2 separate regions of the Mus musculus genome follow, and region 2 is linked to region 1. Evidence: chromatin contacts called from ENCODE POLR2A ChIA-PET data. All regions are on one chromosome and are shown on one strand. Each heading gives the region's core, a stretch centred on a gene start or an enhancer-like site at or near the end of the contact. The rest is flanking DNA. Distances are from core to core; before and after follow the strand shown.

What was found. ChIA-PET counts read pairs that join two places held with the same protein, here RNA polymerase II (POLR2A).
Region 2: POLR2A ChIA-PET joins it to region 1 with 13 read pairs in Patski. The contact joins the promoter of Chac1 here to the promoter of Ino80 in region 1. POLR2A ChIA-PET finds 5 or more read pairs at or near these places in 4 of 5 experiments (Patski and embryonic stem cell).

The regions. Positions count from the first base shown.
Region 1 is chr2:119,476,264-119,478,963 of GRCm38, reverse strand. It overlaps Ino80 (INO80 complex subunit), which reads left to right and starts at 1,277. Exons shown (of 36, transcript NM_026574.4): 1 at 1,277-1,585.
Region 2 is chr2:119,349,968-119,352,667 of GRCm38, reverse strand. Chac1 (ChaC, cation transport regulator 1) reads right to left here and starts at 1,426. Exons shown (of 3, transcript NM_026929.4): 1 at 1,032-1,426; 2 at 276-311. The coding sequence starts at 1,265.

The sequences.
Region 1 (2,700 bases), core at 28-2,527:
CTTATAAAGTGTTACTGTTAAACTTTGTGAACATTTAAGGTCTTGTTTACGGACACTTTTTCTCCTGAACTTAAAGCATATCGAGGCCAAGAAACATTAAAAAAAAAAAAAAAAAAAAAAAAAGAGCCGGGCGTGGCAGCGCACGCCTTTAGTCCCAGCAAGCGGATTTCTGAGTTCGAGGCCAGCCTGGTCTACAAAGTGCGGTTCCAGGACAGCCAGGGCTACACAGAAAAACCCTGTCTCGAAAAACAAACAAACAAAAAAAAACAAGACATTTTTTAAATAATCATTTTCTAGACTTTAATTTTAAGCAGTTCAGTTCCAAAGGATGCAACTTGGACCCAACTGGAGTTGCACAAGGCACAGTACAGGCAAAACAGATAATATTAAACAAGCGATTCTTGCAGAAAACGAAAGGGTGAAGTCCAACAATTCTATATACGTCTTGGAAACGAGTGGATTAAGTGCAGAAGACTGCATGATGGCGCACACTGTAACCTCAGTCCTCGGGAGGCTGAGGCAGGAGACATCCCCCGAGCTTGACGCTAGCTAGCCTGGGCTATTAACCAAACCCAGACAAAATAACCATGAAACAACCGCCCCGCCCCGCCCCGCCCGCCCCAGCTCTGCGGTTGCTCGAGTGTGGGCAGGGCGACTCACCCCACTGGGGAAATGGAAAGTGCATGGAAGGTGAAAGCGCCTTCGTGCCAACGGTCTCGGGCCGAAGGGGGACAGTGTCGTCAGGAAGACGACCAGGAGACGTCTCCAAGTTGGCTCTTACAAGGATCCATCCCCGCCCGAGCTGGCCTCGGGGTAGGCCAGCACTACCTGGAGAAAACTTCCAGCGACAACGCCAAGCAGTCCCTCCCACCTGCAGGACCAAAATGAGTCCCTGGTTTTTGGGCGGTTTCCATTGACGTTACTTCCGGAAAAGTAACCTTTCTGTGGCAGTTGCAGGGCCGCTGAGCTCTCGCGACATCTCCTCCCGCGAGATCTGCTTGCTCACTCTAGCGATGACATCCTCCTCCTCCTCCCCGTCGCCTTTCGGCAATCTTCGCCAGTCCCAGCCCCGACCAATCTGCACTCAGATAGTATAGATGAGGGTCTCCCCCAGAACCCCGGTCCGCGCGGGGCGTCGGGCGGCGGCAGCGGGGTACAAGCTGCACGAGGCCGCCCGTAGCGGCACGGTCGGCGGACACGGGCTAGCGACTAGCAGTGGGCGTGGGCGGGGCAGGGCTAAGCCGGCCGAGTACCTGCTCGATTGTTCTGGCCTGGCTATGGCGCCTCTCCTCCCCCCCGCCATGGCTCCCCGTGTCCCTGCTCCGCTCCTCTCAGTGAGTGAAAGTGGCCGCCGCCGCCGCCGGCCCAGCGCCCGCAGCCGCCTCAGCGCCGCCGCCATCTTGGGGTCCCAGGAGCCGCCGAGGGAGCGAGCTAGGAGCGTTCCCGTCCAACGCAGTCACCGTCCCTCGGCCTCCGAGAGCGAAGCGCGGCTCCACAGTCGGCGGGGCGACCCCCCCCTCCGGACCCCGCCCGCCCCCCGCCCCCCCTCCGCCGCCGCCGCGGCGGCGGGGCCCCTCGGCCCGAGGTGAGGTTGAGAAGACGTGGGCGGGTGGACGGAGGGGGTGTCGTGTAGGCCCCTGTGCGCCCCTCTCTGCGGGCGACGACTGGGCCGCTTCTTAAAGGGGCCGTCGCCCCCGGCCCTGGGGTTTGTTGGGGTTAGAGAGGATGGGTGTGGACACTCCCCATAGGGTTGGGACCTCAGAGACCTGGGCCTCGGCTCTCCTGTCGTGTATCTCTGGCTCTCCGGGGTTATGGGTGACCTCGGCCACCCGAGGAAGCCCGTGGAGCACCCACACGTGGGGAGTGTTAGGCCAGGTGCACGTGGGACCCGGTGGGGCGGTGTCGCTCTAACACGTGTGTGGGTTTGGGAGTGGGGAGGGGCAGGGCGGAGGCTTGTCGGGCTGGACCAGGAACCGGACGAGGGTTCTACCTGTCAATTCAAACGAATGAGATCTATGGACTGGATAGAGTATCAGTTTAATGGGGAGCGAGCCACGGTTACGGGCGAATGATGCAAGTTGCTAGTTGGTGTTAGACGGGGACAGGCTAACACGTGCACAGACTTAGAAATGTGTCTGTGACAGCACTTCTGGGTTTTCGAGGCGTTTGCAGTGCGTCTCAGCAAGTGTCATCTTACTTTGACAATTCCTTCTTGAGCTTGCTGATGAAAAGTACTACTTCCGTAATCACGGAGGATGGAAGCCCCCTACAGTTTAGAAGTTGGATATTGCCGAAGAAGGCGTTTAACTATTTTAGTTCAGAACCAACTGTGCTCAGGACTCTTTGATTTACATTCTTGTACTTCTTAGGACTCGGGAAGGAATTTGGAGGTTGAACTCCTTAAAACATCGCTGATGATCAGCTTAGTTTTCCCAGTTAGTGATCCATGATTTACATCCCTAATTTTCACTGTGGGTTATTGATGCTTCCTTTCTTCCGGTCGTGTCTTTTTTTTTTTTTTTTTTTTTCTTTTTCCTGTTTGTTTTTTGTTTTTGGCCTGGATGGCCGGGAACTTGATATCCTCCTGCCTTAGCGTCCATGGTGCTAAGATTATAACTGCACTTCCATCTCTGGCTTTTTTTTTTTTCCCCCGAAGGAGTAACATCTTTATCAGATATGATTGCAGCTCAAGTGAATCAG
Region 2 (2,700 bases), core at 177-2,676, 130 kb after region 1:
CCACCCAGAAGCAATACCCTTCACCCTATTTCCCTTGAGTTTTGTTTATTTTGAGACGTCTCATATAGTACAGGGTGTCTGACCCAGGATTCATTATGTAACCAAGAATAACTCTGAACTCACAGAAATCCATCTTAATAAGACCCTCCCTCAAGTGATTCTCCAAGAAGCATGGAGTAAGCTAGCTACACTTCCACTCTCCCCACACAAGAGCTCTGACCCTCTGCACCCTGATACATCAGACCCCAGGATTCTCTTCTTGACTGCACACTTACCTCACGGTCTTCAAGGAGGGTCACCACTCGGCCAGGCTAGACAGGGAAGAAAGGTTTTGAAAAAGACAAATTAGATATTAGCACTTCCGAAAGGACTATGAATGAACCTTATTGACATGGGGGGCTTGCCTGTCATGCACAAGACCTTAGATTCAATCTCCAGCAACACACACACACACACACACACACACACACACACACACACACACACACACACCTTTAGTCCTGTTGTGACTTGAACCTGTAGTTCCAGCACTTCAGCACCAGAGAGAGAGATTTGTCACAAGTTTGAGGCCACATAGCAAGAAATAGGTAAGATGGAGGAGGGGGAAAAAGAGGGGGGAGAAGAGGAGGAGGAAAAGGAGGAGGAGGAGGAAGAGGAAGAGAAGAACAAGGAGGAAGAGGGAGAGGAAGAGAAGAGGAAGAGGAGGAAGAGGGAAAGGAAGAAGAGGAAGAGAAGGAAGAGGAGGAAAGAGTGCCAGCCTAAGCCCCAAGCCTGGGAGAGGACCTTTCATCGAGTGACATGGAGTGATGGGCAGATGTGGAAGAGACAAACAACGAGCGGCCCAGATTAGTAACCAGCACAAGAATCCACAGGTGCAATCACCAACCTGATTTCCAGGCACACAAATTTAAACCACAAACCAGGTTTACAATTTTCTCTTAGTTAGCCCAGGGTCCCTGCCACTCCAGGATACGAGTGCCCACTCTCCTGCCAACCCCACTCCACTCCTCTGGGCACAGAAGGATGCTCACCATCTTGTCGCTGCCCCTATGGAAGGTGTCTCCCTGCCAGAACCGTCGGCTATAGCCACGAACGAAGCCCACACGGCTGTCACTATAGGCAAAGTCCGGCTTCCACACTAGGGAGCCGTACCCGAAAATCCACAGGGCTTGGGGGTCGCCATCCCCCCAGGAAGGCTGCGCGGATGATGGTGCAGGGGACAGTGAAGGAGGCGGAGTGCTCTGGGATGCGGACTCCTGCTTCATGGTGCCGGGCGCAGGGACGGACCCGGGTGGCCTCCGAGACTGGTCTCCGGCACGGGCACGGAAGGACCGACGGACGCGTACACCTGGCCTGGCACCGATCGGTCGTTCCAGCTGAGTGGTCCCTCCAGAGGCGCTCTTTAAACCCTCCGGCCAGGAAGGCCCTCAGACTGCCTCCAGCTGTCCCTATGATTGGGGCGGGGCAAATCTCTTTCTGGCCAATCACCTTTAGATTTTGCTTCTCGGTTAACCGCGCCGCCCTCCGAGTGGGTACCAGAGCAGCCCGCCCCAGGGCCAACGCGCGTGCTGATTGGTTCGGCTCCTCCTCCCGTGGCAGACCTGGCAGGAGTGATGCAACGGCAGGGAAGGTTTCCCCAGAACTGGCATGCAGCAAGGGCGAGTCAGATTGCGTCAGGCTGCTGGCACCGGGAACGGGCCTTAGAATGGGCGCGGGCACCCGCCGTCTCCCGGGAAGGCCCTCTCAGTGGTCTAAACGGTGTCATCCCTGCAGTCCAGCCGGTGCACCTGGCAGAATCATTGCCGCCCAAAGCAGTGGCCAGTGCAGGGCACGACCAGTAGGAATACTTTGGGCGGCACGAATTCTTGCCTTTGGGGCCCCGCCTAAAAGCACGCACTGCAGAGAAGCTGTTTTGGACACCCTCCGCATTCCACTCTGGTGCCTCATACTGTTGCCCACGTGAACAGCTGGAGAAACTGAGTCACGGGGTGGTAAGGGGTTTTGCAAAGGCTGTAGTTGAGTCAGACTGGTTGGCACAAGCATGCAGGCCTCACGTGACGGCTACACCCGGGCCAAATGTGAGACCCCTGAGTTCAGGCGGGTTAGAAGAAAAGTCAAAACTAGACAGCCTTGGGCAGAGTAGTCACATTGAGGATGACTGTTAGTACCTGTGGTACAAAGCTACAAAGAGAAGAATGCCAGGCCACTTTCACCCCATGGGTACGGGTTTCATTCTCTCTAGCTTGAGATCTTGCAGCAGTGGGCAATTTACATAGGTACCAAAGTTTGGAGAAACGTTGGTTAAGGACAGCACAGAGGACTAAGGGCACCTGCAGCCTTTTCCCATAGCTTCTTGCCAGGCAGTGGGTATGGGCCCTGGCACTGACGTGGGCAACCAGGCACCAGCCATCTCCTTGGAAGTTCCTCTCTGCCTGAACCCTGCAAGAGTCACCATTGGGCTAGGTAGTGGTGTCACACTCCTTTAATCCCAGCACTTGGGAGGCAGAGGCAGGTAGGTGGATTTCTGAATTCCAGGCCAGCCTGGTCTATAGAGTGAGTTCCAGGACAGCCAGGGCTGCACAGAGAAACCCTGTCTCAAAAAATAGAGGGGAAAAAAAAAAAAAAACAGTCACCATTGGCAGGTCTCAGGATCTGTCTCCCCAAGAGCTCACCCTCTCTGGTGGAGCCAGTGCCACCCCA